Regions from separate parts of the Homo sapiens genome. Here region 2 is linked to region 1. A link is a loop called in an ENCODE intact Hi-C map of the cell type or tissue named here. Cell type or tissue: natural killer cell. All regions are shown on one strand.

The links. Hi-C counts contacts between places; a loop is a spot of excess contacts. Peaks named below come from ENCODE experiments on the same cell type or tissue, not always from the same donor. Only the 100,000 strongest peaks of a DNase experiment are listed, where the experiment ranks them.
Region 2: it touches region 1 in a loop (6-fold over the local background); 16 of 110 quality-filtered maps call a loop at or near these places.

The regions. Positions count from the first base shown.
Region 1 is chr1:92,482,315-92,490,314 of GRCh38, forward strand. GFI1 (growth factor independent 1 transcriptional repressor) reads right to left here and starts at 4,611. Exons shown (of 7, transcript NM_005263.5): 1 at 4,412-4,611; 2 at 1,059-1,272; 3 at 550-732. The coding sequence starts at 1,173. RefSeq lists silencers at 68-157, 1,278-1,407, 3,188-3,367, 3,568-3,617, 4,238-4,347 and 1 more and enhancers at 794-1,393, 1,994-2,594, 3,195-3,795, 3,718-3,867, 4,768-4,817. In natural killer cell, a CTCF peak has its summit at 3,650; DNase peaks (open chromatin) are centred at 2,387, 2,897, 3,687, 4,717 and 5 weaker places; H3K4me3 peaks cover 4,916 bases; H3K27ac peaks cover 3,137 bases.
Region 2 is chr1:92,312,143-92,320,142 of GRCh38, forward strand. The region is part of intron 6 of RPAP2 (RNA polymerase II associated protein 2); the gene reads left to right. It also overlaps a transcript of GLMN not described here. Among named protein-coding and RNA genes, the nearest start is that of RPAP2, 17 kb to the left of the region's middle. RefSeq lists a silencer at 5,750-6,044. In natural killer cell, no CTCF peak of the experiment used is centred here; DNase peaks (open chromatin) are centred at 3,769, 4,109 and 5,869; H3K27ac peaks cover 4,968 bases.

The DNA of each region.
Region 1 (8,000 bases):
ACCCAGAGAGCAGGCCCCTGAGGCTAGGTTAACCCGGCAAAACGAAAAATGAAACAGGCCCCCAATCTGCGCCTGTGAAGACCAAGCCGCGGGCTGAGATTTTCGTCCTGCCCCCTCCCTGCCGCCCAGCGCCTAGCTCCTCTGCCTGGCCCGTTCTGCCCTGTTCTCTGTTTGAGGTTTGGGGGTCTAGATTGCAGGATCCTAGCACTTTATAAAACAGTCAGGTCTGGTCAGAAAATGAAAGGTCAGCGTTGCCGCCAGTCGAAACGACTGGTTTGTTTTCCGTCACTGGCCAGCTCCGCGCAAACGAATCTAAGCGACAAGCAGCTAGGGTCCTGCCGCCTGGGATGGAGGCAGCAGCCCCAGCGGGCAAGCTGTCCAAGTCCCAGAGAAGCCGGATGCCTCCTTCCCCTACGAATCAGCTCCCTTCTCCCGGAAAGACTCTCCAACTCCCCGTTAGCATTTCTACGCCCAAGGTCGCGCCAATTCCCCCCCAGCACTGCCGGGTCCCTGCAGCTCCCGCCCAAGAGGTTCCCAGTGGGTTCCTACCTGGAGACGCGGAGGGTGACGGGGGCCTCCAGAAGTCCTCAAACTCCGAGCTCCGTTCGCAGACGCTGCCTTCGCAGCTGTCTGGGGATGCGGAGGCTCTGTCTGGGGCTTCGGTCAGCTGCGATTCGGGGGACAAACGGTCCCGGGGCTCCGCCTTCGCCCCGCCTGCATTTGAAGTGCTGTCTGCAAAGAGGAGGCAGGTGAGGGGCTCAGGCTGGGACCGGTTGAGTCTGAGGGTGCTGAAGGCTCCCCCAATCCCCCGACCAGGGCAGCCGAGCGTCTTCCCCTCTCCACCCAGACCCCGGCCGGGAACCCTCTCGGATCCGAGGGCAGGCGCAGAGAGGCCATGGCACCTAGGAGACAAACCCGGAGGAACCAGGACAGTAGGAAACAAAAACAGCAGCAAAAGGGACGTTGGGGCAGCCCCTCCCAGCTCCGGACTAATGGTGTGCCGAGGTGCAGTAGGCATCCGGGGGAGCAGCCCCGCCTGGCCCGCGCGCGCCTCGCACCTGCTCGGCTAGGCGCCGGTACATTCTCTAAACGGAGGGAATAGTCTGGTCCTGGGGAGCGCGGCTGGTGGTAGCTGTGAGCCTTCTTGCTTTTGACGAGAAATGAGCGCGGCATGGTGGTCCGGCACTTTCCCCACTGCGCCCCAAGAGTCCCTGGAGCCGCTGTCACCCACGGTCACTCCGAGGGCTTGCTCAGCCCCAGCCCGGAGGAGACCTGAGAGGGAAAGAAAACCAGGTGGAGACGTGGGTCAGTACTCTCCGGTGCGGCGGACTGGGCACCCAGGCGGAGGGAGAGCGCGGGCCAGGGAGGCGCGCAGAGGGCCCACGGGAGGAGGGGCTTGACCCTGCTGCGCCGCGCTTACCAGGTGGCACTTGGACAGGTGGCGCGAACCCGCCGTCGTTGCCGCCGCCGCCACTGACACAGCTCAGCGGTAAAACCTGTCCCGGGGCCCTGTCTCAGGCCCCTTTCCTCCTCCCTGCCCACGCCCCCCAGCTCCTCCCCTTTCCTAGCGAAGCTCGCTCCGGCAATCAAACTCCCTGGAGAGCTGTAGTTCCCATCGGGTGGGTTACCCCAACTCAGCTACTCATCGCCTGCCTGGCTGTGCTTTACGGCTGGCGAGGGAGGGCGGGGACACGCGGATCGGTTTAGGGGCCGGGGATGCCCAGTGGTCGAGGACCCGGAAGGGGCAAGGAGCCAAGACCTCCAAGAGCCAGCTACCAACTGGAGTGAAAGGACCGGGGGGAGGGGGGAACAGAACACAAGATAAAACTGTGGGGCGGCGGGAGGACAGCAGCAGAGGGATTGGGGACAGCAGAGGCCAGAGAAAGGAGGTGGGAGAGCAAAGGGACAGGAAAGTGAGGGGAACAACAGACGACCAACCCCCGCCCCAGGAGAAACTCGCATCTGGGTGATCCCACTCGCCCCTCACTAGTGCCCCACGTAGGAGAAACTTTGCCCTTGGACTCCCGGCTGCGGCGGGCACCGGTCGAGGCTGCGGCGAGCCATCCCAGACCATGGAGACCTAACCTCGGGAATCAGGTCCCGGGAAAAAAGCACTTTCCGTTCTGCTCACCAAAAAATCTTGTCCTAGGGAGGTGGAGCCCGATCCACGAACGTTGACTGGGAAATGCTAGGTGTCCCGAGTCGGTAGTGCACCGACAATTTAGCAGACAAAAAAGACAGGACGCCAGAGCGCGCAGGCTGCATTAGCAGAGAGCGGGGGTCGGGCCCGGGCCCGGGAGGGAACTAGCTGCCCGGGGCGTCGCTCTCATTAACCCCCAATCAGTTCACCTAATACCAGGTCGAAATCTGAGCGCAGCGGGAGGGCGTGGCTGCGCCTGCCGCTAGGCTCCAGCCGGCTCCGGGGGCGGTACCCCACAGTCGAGGTGGTCTGGAGTAAACGAATCTGCCTTCCTCCCGGGGTGAAGGCGATGGTGACCGGGTTCACACGTGAGCTGCAGTACAGCAGTTCTCCGTGGCCTCGGCTGGTTCAGAAACGAGGGTGCTGGGAACTCTGGGCCGGGGCAGGACCTGCAGTCCTCCGGCTTCGCGCTGTTTCCACTGCCGGACTAGGAGCCCCTCGGCTTCCTAGGCAAGATGCAGGCCACACAGTCTACGTCTGTCCGTTGGCGCTCTCAGCTCAAACGAGTCCTACAGGCCTTGGTCCCTGTAGGGTGCAGGCCCCCTGCTCCAGATCCCCAGCCCCATTGTGTCCCCTTCTCCGGAGGAATGGGAATAGACCTGGGAGAAAAGACGCCTGGGACGTGTCGCGGGGCTCCCGCGAAGTTTCCCGCTACCCAAGCGCCAGAATGCCCCTAGGGGTGAGAGTGCCATCCGCCTCCCTCCGGGGTGGCTCCTAGGGCTAGAGCTTTGTCGCTTCCTGCACTTCTCGTCCGTACAATTAGACGCCACAAACCCCAAACCCAATTCTTTAAACAGCCACGAAACTCGGAAGAAAAGAAAAACGGAGTGGCGTTGTCCCGAGGGTCCCGCTGCAGCTTGGACCCACGTTGGCTGGGAGCGGGACAGATGGGGGCGGGGTAACTGTCAGCGCCGGAGCTGGGTCTGGGCTGGCGCCACCAGAGACCAGGCGGACGCGGAGGCCGCCTCCCCACCCGGGCTGTAAGCCCACGCCTCTCTCGCACCCCGGCCCGCTTTGCTGGTTCCTGTGGGGAGCGACAGAGTTTGGAGGAGATAGGGGCCCCGGGGCCTGGGCCGAGCGCGTGGGAAGGCAACCCCGCGCTGCAGCTGGCGCGGGAGGTGGGGCGGCCCCTCCGCGCGCTCAGGCCTCTCCTCACCGTCCGGGCCCAGGAAGGAGGGAGCCGAGGGCGCTAAGGGGGCGTCCTCCCGAGCGCAGCTGCCGCCGCCTCCCCACCAGATGTTTCCTTCCCTGGTGGATTTGGCTCCCCTGCCGAACCACCAGACCGCCTGCTGCGCGCCCCCAGCTCCAGATTTCCAGTCACACTGCGCGGGTCGCGCCCTAACCCAGCTGCCGGAGCTCTCTGGGCTCCCGCACGGCGGTCCGCAGCAGGTGGGAAACCGCCCGCGCCCTCTGATCGCCCCCGCAGTGCCAGTGCTCTGCGAGTCCCCGCGGCCGCCCCCACCAGGGCAGGAGGCGCAGAACAGGCTCGGCGGACCTACCTGCGGAGTCACGGCGCGGGCACCGCGCTAGGAGAGTTTTCAAACGGAATCTTGCTTTCGGGAGAGACCGCTCTATCTCTCTGACTTAAAAAAAAAAAAAATTCTCCTTCCGAGCTCAGCCCCCAAAACCACAAGCTTCACTTCCTGAGCGTTACTGAGTCGCTCGCATAGCCCTCCCAGACCTGCTCCCAACCCCCGTCGGGCGGCCGGGCGCGCTCCTTTGCGCAAGTGGCCAGGCGGTGGGGGGCCTGGCCTTTCCAGCCCGTCCCGCGCGCCCCTTAGTAGTCCTCCCAGTTCTCTCCCTGTGGGTCGGCAGGGGATGGGGGAAATTGGAGGTCCGGACACTTAGGCACTAGAAATGACTTGAAAGAAAATGAACTATTCTTGGCTCCAGGGAGACTTCCGCAGCGAGAGAAGCCACAGATTGAGGACACAGATTGACTGGCGAGAGAGGGGTGGGGGGCGCCCCGCTCCGAGGACCCTCCCCGCCCCTCAGGCCTCGGTCACCCGCCCCCCCCACCCCCGACCCCGCCGCCTCCTAGGGCTGCACCACCCCCGGGTCGGGACCGTGAATCACCGGCCCGCGGTGCCGCCGGCCTGGAGCCCGGCGAGTGGCCACGGCGTCCGCAGAGCGAAACCTGCCCCGCAGGCCCCGAAATAGCTTGTTGTGGAAACACTTGGGGATAAATACGCCCAACGAGGCTGAAAATACCTTGACACCCAATCCGAGAGGTTTGCTCATTTCCCTTCGGATTTAGGTAATGGTTAAATTTGGAAGAGGTGGGCGAGCGCCGAGCCCCCGGCGGAGAGGGCCCTGGCGGCGCGTCCCGCGGGCGCCCGGCGGGACCGGTGGGCGCACCCTCCCTGCGCGGAGCTCGCCGGCTCTCGACCGGGTCCGCTCAGCCTTCGACTAATTTCCGGTGGTCGGAGCTGCAAAATTAAAGGCCGCGCGGGGGCAGCGCCGGCGGCTGCTAGGCTGACTCCGCCCTGCCGGGGCAAGCCAGGGAGAGCGGGACCTCGCACGCGGGCTCTGCCACCGCCTGAGGTCATACCCAGGCACTGGGTGTTGGCGGGAGCAGTAAAGCGCCATAAAAGCACCACTTGGATGACTATTGCAAAGTAAGCCTTCTTCGCTCGGATTCTATGTTTCATGAGGGTAGGCACTGGATCTTCATCTTTATGTCCTAGGCGGGCTCTTAACAAAAGGCTGTGGACTGAGTAAATGAATGAGTGGGGTTAATTAACTAATTAATTATATTAATAGAACAGGGGGAAAAAACTTAAAACCTAACTCATAGATACATGAACAAATGCAGCAACCTCCAACGCTAGACTGTATGCCATGACCCATAGTGTGTGGCCTGCTGTGTATACTCAAAGCCTACACCCTTTGCTCATTGGAGTGGATGGATGTTGTAGTCATGTTACTTTTCAAAATGAATTGACTTGGATTTTGATCACAACTTCGTGCACAATAGGCCTCCAATGTCAGACATGCACAAGGAGAAGAGAGTGGTGCTCCCCAGTTCTTGCAAAATAACTACCATGTTCTAGGTTAATCTTAAATTGTTATGGGGGGGGAAGCCCTTAAAGCTCTTTTTCTAGAAACAGTTTTTAAATTATTCTTATTTTGCACTGTAAATTTAAAATTTTGCAGGGAATATTTGGTTAGTATAGCAGTGCTTCGAGCATGTATTAATAAATTATACGTTTTGTTAAGCAATGACCTGTGCCCCTATTGTATGCCAGGCGCTGGGCAAATCTTGTCTGCCTAGCTGTCCTCCTTCATTTGCTCAACACATCCCTTCTTTATATATAAATGCAGAGGCAAGCAATTTTGGTCAGAAAGGAAAATTAAGGACATTTTGTTAATATTTTATTTCTTGTGTGCTTTGTCCTGGCCTAAGGTATAAAAATCTCACAGTAGTGCAAAAACAAATCTTTCCCTTATTCCCTTCTCTCCTACTCGATAGCAGAAAAAAACAAATTTTTAGAATAAAATTATAAATGGGACAAAATAAAATTTCTTATCAACCAAGTTCTAGAGAAATGGTTGGACTATTTCCTTTGCATATTAGCAAGTTCAAAGTCAAAATTTCTCGAAAAGGTGCTGTGACTATTTTATAGTTTAGTTGAGTGTTGCTGTTTGAAGTCTCAGAAAACTTGAGGGAGCCCATGAAGGGGGCAGATAAGCACCTTGAGCAGTGAGCAGTATCACCTTAGAATAAATCCCTTTCATTCAGATTTAGTCTAGTCATTTTGCTTTTCATTTGCCCTTCACAGACTCTTGGGATTTCTGAGTTTGAAAAAGAAAACTGAGAACTGGAACAGGGACACGCAGAAAGGAGCAGGTGGGAGGGAGATGGCACTGAATTTCCCTTTATGTCTTTTACATGTTGAACCATGTGTATGTAGTACTAACTCAAATAAATAAATACACATTTAAAAAGTATTTAACAAGTATTCAACACGTTTAAAAAGTATTTAACAATACTTTTTAACAACACAACACTCCCGGGTGTATAGTGTTGAAGTGTGACTCCCACACTTGGGGAAGAATAGGAGAAAGGTAAGAAGAGGGGAACCCAGAGAGGTTAAGAACCTTGCCAAGGACAGTGAAGAGCTAGGACTAGAAATAACGATACAATGAACCCATCTCTGACTTCCTGCTACTCCAAACTACCTCTTGCTTCTATTAAACTAAGGGCAAAGAGAATAAGCCACCCCTCCATGAACATTTTTAGAAGCTACAAATACTCCCTCTCCCTCCATATATTCCTTTGGAATTGAAATAGATCTAATGGTAAGCAAAATGTATACCTGAGGCACAATTTTCTATAAATAGGGTCTTTCCAAAGGAATAATTTTACATTTACTGCCTTTTCAATAATTTGAAACTAATTGTTTCAAATATTTAGAAACTAATTGTTTCTAAATAGCAATAATAATGTATCTGTCGATGCCAAATAACAACTGACCTTCTCATACCACAAACATTTCCAAGCCTTGGCCAGTAGCCCATTTATTTCAAGCAGCCTCTCATAGATCAGAATTTCCCTACAACAGAAGATTTGAGACATTAAAAAAAAAAAAGTGGAGATGGAGTCTCGTTATGTTGCCTAGGCTGGTCTCAAACTCCTGGCCTCAAATGATCCTCCTGCCTCAGCCTCCCAAAATGCTGGGATTACAGGCGTGAACCACTGTGCCTGGCTGAGACATTTTCAAAAAGAAAATTGTAACAGGATATTACCAGTATCTTGTTTATTTTTTCACAAAGCTTTACAATTATGATCTCTGTCCTTTGTGGGACGGCATGGGAAAAGTGGGTGATCCTGAAACCCCAGGGAGGGGCAATACCCCCATTTCCAGAATACATTTCTATGTTTGCCTCATTTGATTCTCACCATGATGATACCAGGAAGGGAAAAAAGAGTTCAGGCATTCAAAAGCTAGTAAGATGTGATTGTCAATCTCTGTTCTGCTAGTACCAGCTTTGAGACCTTGGATAAGTTAGCTCAACTCTCAGCCTGTTTCTCACCTGTAAAGTCGGAATACTGGTACCTACCACGCAAGACTGTGGAGCAACCTTTTTTTTTTTTTTTTTTTTGAGATGAAGTATTGCTCTTTTGCTCAGGTTGGAGTGCAGTGGCGTGATCTCTGCTCACTGCAACCTCCACCTACCGGGTTCAAGCGATTCTCCTGCCTCAGCCTGCCGAGTAGCTGGGATTACAGGCATGCACCACCACGCCCAGCTAATTTTTGTATTTTTAGTAGAGACGGGGTTTTACCATGTTGGCTAGGCTGGTATTGAACTCTTGACCTCGTGATCCACTTGCCTCAGCCTCCCAAAGTGCTGGGATTACAGGCATGAGCCACAATGCCCAGCTGGAACAATCTTTTAATTTGCACTCTTTACCTGTTCATTTGGGCAGCAAGAATGGGAGAATGCTCCAAATGAGGGTTTCTGAGTTTTAAATATAAACGTATAAGAAATTATGCTATATTATTTGTATATTATAAATAATAATATAAATAAGACTATATTACAAATTATGCTACATATATCTGATAAGAAAAGAATAAAACTCTGTAAAACAACTTTCAAGTATTCTTGCTCTATTATTTAACAAAAATTATAATCGTATTACAGATACAACTGAGTAGTCTGCTTTTCTTCCCGAATATTATAATTATTTTTCTTTTTTCTATTCTCTTTATTTTCCTGTTTTCTTAAATGGAATATAAACTTTTTATAGTAAAAATTATTTAAATAAAAATCATGACAATCATCTTCCTTGCTT
Region 2 (8,000 bases), 170 kb before region 1:
ACTTATGCCTGTAATCCCAGCATTGTTGCGGGGCAAGGCAGGAGGATCACTTAAACAAGACATTTGAGACCAGCCTGGGCAACATAGAGGGACCCATCTCTACAAAGTATTTAAAAAATAAAAAATTAGCTGGGTGTGGTGGCACACAACTGTAGTCCTTGTAGCTACTTGGGATGCTGAGACTAGAAGATCACTTGAGCATAGGAGTTCATGGTTGCAGTGAGTTAGATCACACCACTGCACTCCAGCCTTGGCAACAGAGCAAGACCGTGTCTCAAAAAAAAAAAAAAATTGAAGTCAGTCCTCTCAAACTTCATTGCTGCTTATCAGCTAAGTTTATGGAATATTCTAAATCTTGTGTTACCATTTCAACGATGTTGACAGCACCTTCATCAGGAGTAGATTCCATCTCAAGAAACCAGTTTCTTTGCCTATCCATAAGAAGCAGCTGTATATCCGTTCAAGTTGGATTATGAGATTGATGCAATTCAGTCACATCTTCAAGCTCCACTTCTAATTCTTATCTTGCTATTTCCACCATATCCATAGTGACTACCTCTACGGAAGTCTTGAACCCCTCAAAGTCATCCATTAGGGTTACAATCAACTTCTTCCAAGCACTTGTTAATGTTGATATTTTGGCCTCCTCCCATGAATCCCAAATGTTCTTTTTTTTTTTTTCCTTTTTTCTTTTTTTCAGACAGAGTCTCACTCTGTCACCCAGGCTGGAGTGCAGTGGCGCGATCTTGGCTCACTACAACCTCTGCCTCCTCAGTTCAGTGGCGAAATCTCAGCTCACTGCAACCTCTACCTCCCAGGCTCAAGCGATTCTCATGCCTCAGCCTCCCAAGTAGCTGGGACCACAGGCATGCGCCACCACACCCGGCTTATTTTTGTATTTTTAGTAGAGATGGGGGTTTTGCCATGTTGGCCAGGCTGGTCTCGAACTCCTGGCCCCAAGTAATCCACGCACCTTGGCTTCCCAAAGTGTTGGGATTACAGGCATGAGCCACTGTGCCCACTCCCAAATGTTCTTAATGACATCTAGAATGGTGAATCCTTTCGTGAAGGATTTCTATTTACTTTGCCCAAATCCATCAGAGGAATCACTCTATGGCAACTATACCTTTAGGAAATGTATGTCTTAAGACTTGAAAGTTGAAATTACTCCTTGACCCATGGGCTGCAGAATGGATATTGTGTTAGCAGGCATGAAAACAACACTAATCTTGTACATTTGCATCAGAGTTCTTGGGTGGCTAGGTACATTGTTAATAATCAGTAATATTTGGAAAGGAATCTTTTTTTTTTTTTTGAGCAGTAGGTTTCAACAGTTGGCTTAAAATATTCAGTAAGCCATGCTGTAAACAGATGTGCAGTCGTTTAGGCTTTGCTGTTCCATTTATGGAACACAAGCAGAGTAGATTTAGCATAATTCTTAGGGGCCCTAGGATTTTCAGAATAATAAATAAGCATTGGCTTCAACTTAAAGTTACCAGCTACGTTAGCCCCTAACAAGAGAGTCATCCTGTCCTTTGAAGCTTTGATGCCACATATTTACTTCTCCTCTATAGCTATGAAATCCCTAGATGGCATCTTCCTCCAATATAAGGCTGATTTGTCTACATTGAAAATTTGTTTAGTGTAGCTATCTTAATCAGTGCTCCTAGCTAGATCTGTTGGATAACTTGCTGTACCTTCTACATCAGCACTTGTGGCTTCACCTTGCACTTTTATGTTGTGGAGATGGCTTCTTTCCTTGAATCTCATGAACCAAACTTTGCTATCTTCTACCTATTCTTCTGCAGCTTCCTCACCTCTCTCAGTCTTCACAGAATTGAGGAGAGTTAGAACCTTGCTCTGGATTAGGCTTAAGGGAATGTTGTAGCTGGTTTAACCTATCCAGACCACTAAAACTTTCTCTATACCAGCAATAAGGCTGTTTTGCTTTTTTGTGTTCACTGGACTAGCATTTTAAATTTCCTTTAAGAACTTTTCTTTTGCATTCACAACTTGCGTACTGGCAAAATAGGCCTAGCTTTTGGCCAGTCTCAGCTTTTGACATGCCTTCCTCACTAAGCTTAATCATTTCTAGCTTTTGATTTAAAGTGAAAGAAAGTGTGACTCTTCCTTTTACTTGAACACTCAGAGGCCATTGTAAGGGTTTTTTTGTTGTTGTTGCTGTTGCTGTTGTTTTTTGGTTTTTGGGTTTTTTTTTTTTTGCATTTAGTAGTGCATTTTATTTATTCTAAGTTGCATACATTTTTACATTTTTAACATCTGTGCAATTGAAATGGATCTCACAACTGATAGACTCTTAGATTACAGCTGGACACAGAGGCTAACACCAGTAATCCAGCACTTTGGGAGGCCAAGGCCGGTGGATCACTTGAGGTCAGGAGTTCAAGACCAGCCTGGCCAACAGGGTGAAACCCCATCTCTACTAAAAATACAAAAATAGGTGGTGGCATGCACCTGTAATCCCAGCTACTTGGGAGGCTAAGGCAGGAGAATCACTTGAACCCAGGAGGCAGAGGTTGCAGTGAGCTGAGATGGTGCCACTGCACTACAGCCTGGGCAACAGAGTGAGACTCCATCTCAATAAATTAAAAAAAAAAAAGGCTGGGTGTGGTGGCTCACACCTGTAATCCCAGCACTTTGGGAGGCCAAGGCAGGTGGATCACCTGAGGTCAGGAGTTTGAGACCAGCCTGGCCAACATGGCAAAACCCCGTCTCTACTAAAAATACAAAAATTAACCGGGCATGGTGGCTCACGCCTGTAATCCCAGCTACTCGGGAGGCTGAGGTGCGAGAATCTCTTGAACCCGAGAGGCAGAGGTTGCAGTGAACCGAGATAGTGCCACTGCACTCCAGCCTGGGTGAAGAGCGAGACTCTGTCTCAAAATCATAAATAAATAAATAGAAATTAGCTTTTCAGAGAGACAGAGGTCTTGTCTTGTTGCAGTCTCAAAAAAAAAAAAAATTTAAAGGAAAAGCAGTATTCAATGTCAGTGAGTCTTCCATTGTAAAGTTACTAATTGGCCTAATTTCAATATTGTTGTGTCTCAAGGAATAGGGAGGCCTGAGAAGAGGAAGCGAGATGGGTGAACAGCTGGTTGGTGGATCAGTCAGAACACACACATTTATCAATTAAGTTTGACATTTTATGTGGGCTTGGTTCATGGTACCCCAAAGCAATTACAACAGTAACATCAAAAATTACCACATATTACTATAACAGATAATAATGAAGTTTGAAATATGATAATTACCAAACTGTGACACAGAGAACACATTTTGTTGGAAAAATGGTGCTGACAGACTGGCAGACACAGTTACCACAAACATTCAATTTGTAAAAAATGCAGTATTTGCAAAGCGCAGTAAAGGAAAGCACAGTTAAACAAGGTATGCTTGTGTAAATTTATTTACCAGATTTTATAATACCAAAACCAAACAATATCCCTTAGAATTTATAAGAGTAATATCTTTATATCACAGTAAGCTCACTACCTCATTGGTATAGATGTTTAAATAAATTTAAGATTTAGACAAATTCATAAATTCTACCTCCATACTTTTATAAGGTTTTGGAGTCAGAAAGGGCCTTGGAGGTTTTCTAGCTCCTCATCTTTAAGGTATGTAAAATATCTGGAGTAGATCCGTAATGTCATGGAGACTAACAGTGGTTCTCACAAAATGTCTCCTGATACCCTGTTAGAGACAAAACATTGACCTAGAATGGTCTGGGTCGTGACGCACTGTGATGCTTCTCATCTTGTGAGTTAGAAATTTTTCACCCACTTGGTGGCCAGAAACAGACCACATAGAGTTTTGATGCTCTGAGACAGTGTGCTCACATAGGTAATTATATAGTTGCAGTTATAAATCCTGTTTGGCTAAATGTAGGCTCTGACAAGCCTTTGAAGGTGGGAAGTCTCCTGCATTGTAATCTAAAATCTTAAATCTAAGAAGGACAAATGTGGAAAATCAAATTATGATTTTAAAGATGAAATTGGGGTGAATGGTTAATGCTGACAGAGCTAAAAGCGCCATCATCTGGTCCAGAGTAGGGGATTTCACACGTTGCTTCTTGGCAGTAAACAGTAGAATCTCAGAGGTGCGGAAGCCAAAAACCTCTGCAGAACAACTATAACCTCTTCCTGAACAGCCACCTCTGTTGCTTGGTATGCAGAATAAAAGCTTTCTGAAACAGGGTTTGACATGTCTCAAAATAGATTTGAAAAGTTCTCACCATACCTGCTGCTTCTGTTGGTTTACATATAACATACATATTCCAAGTGATATATATGCACATATATATAAATATGTACATATATCCACTAAGTTCTTTGGCATAAGTTATTTCTAGTTTTAGATTTACTTTGCTAAAATGAAAACCAATCATCTAATTTATACCTTAGTGAAAGTAAGATGAAAATGTTTATAAAGAAACAGCTTACAAGCATTCTTTAACTAGGATGGTTACATATTTTTGTTTTGTAAACTGAGCTTTCACAACTATCTTCAGGACAACAAAAATTGTGGGAAGATAATAGAAAATACTTAGCTGGAAGAGAAATGGCACTTTCTCTTCAAACGAAAGAAATTTGGATTTCATCTAAGAAAGGACAGAAAAGAAAGAGCAATGTAACTTGGTGCTTCATTCTTTCTAAAACAGCACCTAGCAAAAACAAACTGGAATTTTATATCGAATCTTGAATCTAGTTTATTTCAGTGTCAGGTACCATTCTTTATAGATTGGGGATGAGGGAAGGTATTTAAGGTTCCTTTAAGATAGTTAAGATCTAGAAACAATGTTGAGTTTAGTTCTTAGAAAAATTACACAAAGGAGAAGAAAATAGTTTGTAAAGTATATTGAGTTCCTGTGAAAGGGATTAAGCAAAGGTGGTATCCTTGCAACTTTTTTGGGTCTTTTTCTAACACTAAATAGAGGCAACAGGATATAGAAAGGGCTTGGCCTAATTCGAATCCTAGATTTACTACTTGTTAGCTATGTGATCTTAGGAAGTCATTTAACCTCTCAAAACTTCGGTTTCCTCATCTATAAAAATAGAGTTGAAGGCTCGGTGCGGTGGCTCACAACTGTAATCCCAGCATTTTGGGAGGCCGAGGCGGGTGAATCATGAGGTCAGGAATTCGAGACCAGCCTGGCCAACATGGTGAAACCCCATCTCTACTAAAAATACAAAAAATGAGCTGGGCGTAGTGGCGGGTGCCTGTAATCCCAGCTACTCAGGAGGCTGAGGCAGGACAATCGCTTCAACCTGGGAGGCGGAGGTTGCAGTGAGCCGAGATTGTGCCACTGCACTCCAGCCTAGGCAACAGTGAGACTCTGTCTCAAAAAAAATAAAAATAAAAATAGAGTTGTAAATTGTGTGAGGATTAAATGAAATAATGTGTAAAACCATCTAGCAGACAATTTGGGAAGATGAAAAAGTGCTGGAGATGCATGGTGGCGATAGTTGCACAACAGTGTAAATATACTTCATGCTACTGAACTATATACCTAAAAATGTATTAAACGGTAAATTTTACCACAATTTAAAAAATCCACCTAGCATATGGTAGGTGATGCCTACCTTATGCTTTTTCCCTTGCCTTCTTTAAAGATACAATTTTCTTTTAATTCTCAAAAAATAACAAGTTGTATAGCAGGAGATGTTGCATAAAGCTGTCTTAAATTGCATTCATAATTTACAGTAATGTTTATATATTTTGATTACCATTTGATTGAGCTACACTTGGACCTCATTCTTGTTTGGAACTATTCTGCCTTCAAGATCTTGAAATAAGAGCTTCCCGTCTCTGACCACAACCTCTATCTCAATCTGCAGCTATCACTCCTGAGTCTGCTTTGTGACCTCATTTTGACCTCCTATCTCTAGCCTAGCTCTATTCTTCTGAGTTGGCAGACCCTCTTACTTTTGTTTTCTTGAGCTCTACAGTCAGCGATTACAGTGTCCTCTTAAACAATTGTAGATTCTTTCTCCCTTAACCTTCTGGCATGTCCACCTTCCCAACCTCCAGTCATACTTTTTTTCTATTTAGCTTGCTGAACATTTTGGGGAAAGTTCTCAAATAAGACCATTAGCGCTTTAGATAAGCTATCTCATTTAATTCAGTCCTCTTAGCATCCCTGGGGAAATATTATGTTACTCACTTTATGGATGGTGGAACTGAGGCTCAGAGTGGTATGGTGACTCACCCAAGGACACTTAGTTACATATAGATTTGGGATTTAAACCCAGGTCTGTCTGATATCCAAGCCTACATTCATTGTATCCCTTTGGCCCTGTTCTCTCTACTATGTTTTTCCCACCTTTTTTTTCTTTCTTACTGACTATAGAATAGACCTTTTCTACTCTCAAACTTTGAATCGACCACCAACCATAGTAGATAGTTTAACCCACTTTACTGAACCAATTGGAGGCATCCAGCAGAAACTCCTTCAACATTATTTTCTTCATATGGGCTCTCATTTCTCTGCCTCATTGCTGATAAAGTACCCTCCTTTATCTTACTGATTCCACTTTCTCTCCTGGGCCTTGCTTTATGATTTATTTGTATTCTGCCTCCTTTGAGATATCCTTTCATATTGATTATTTTCCCTCTACCTTAAAAAAACCTGAAAAATATCTATGAGCAGTCTTATAGTAATTGGTGATCTCAGTGAGAGCCATTTCAGGAGAGAAATGAGTACAGATTCCAGAAGGCAGAAAGCTGATAACTGAGTAGGAAATATGGAAGTTGAAAATGATGAGGGCAGACTTCTTTAATAAAGGCTTACGATGAAATGAGTAGGGGCTGTATGATCAAAGGATTGTTTGTTTGTTTTTTTTAAGAGATTGGGTAGATTTAAACACGATTACATGCTTTAAAAAAGAGAAAAAAGGGAGAGGTTTGTAGAGTAAATACCCCAGAGTGGAGATTCAAGGGATTAGCCTCAAATGCCTTTATATACAGACTGTATCCATCTTTATAAGCCCAGCTGAAATGACACCTCTCTGAAACTCCTTTTGATTGGCTCAGAAGCAAGTTTTTCTCTGATTTCCTGTAGCAGCTTATACATCTCTCATGGCATTTAACACATATTGTCTTGAATAACAGTGTAGTTATTATGAGCTTTACTGTCTGGGTTTGATTCCTGGCTTCACCACCTACTAGCTGTGTGATTTTGGGCAAATTGCTTATTCTCTCTGTACTCAGTTTCCTTATCTATAACATGGGGATAATATTAGTAGCTACATCGTTGTTATGAGGATCAATATCTGTAAAGCTCTTAGAACATGCATTTTTCTTCTACTAAATTTTAAGGTCTGGCAGGCGCGGTGGCTCACACCTGGTAATCCCAGCACTGTGGAAGGCTGAGGTGGGGGCAGTGGGGAGCGAGGGGTTGTTACTACTCCAATGTAACTGCTTTCTCAGAAATTAAGGCAAAAAGTCTTACTGACCATGTAAAGGAAATCCAACAATTATAAACAGTCTCTGCCTTTAAGGAGCTTATAGTCTAGTTAAGAAACCAGACTTAAACATATGAAAAGTTAAACATTGGCCAGGCACAGTGGCTCATGCCTATAATCCCAGCACTTTGGGAGGCCAAGGCAGGAGGATCACCTGAAGTCAGGAGTTCAAGACCAGCCTGACCAACATGGAGAAACCCCATCTCTACTAAAAATACAAAACTAGTTGGGCATGGTGGCACATGCCTGTAATCCCAACTACTTGAGAGGCTGAGGCAGGAGAATCACTTGAACCCGGGAGGCAGAGGTTATGGTGAGCTGTGATCACACCATTGCACTCCAGCCTGGGCAACAAGAGCAAAACTCCATCTCAAAAAAAAAAAAAAGAAAAAGAAAAAGTTAAACATTTAGGTAATGGTTCTAGTAGTAGGCCATAAAGGAGTTCATGATTAATTATGTTAATTGTACAGACAATGATGACTCTGGAATTTAGGGAAGGGATTTACTTTAGTCCAA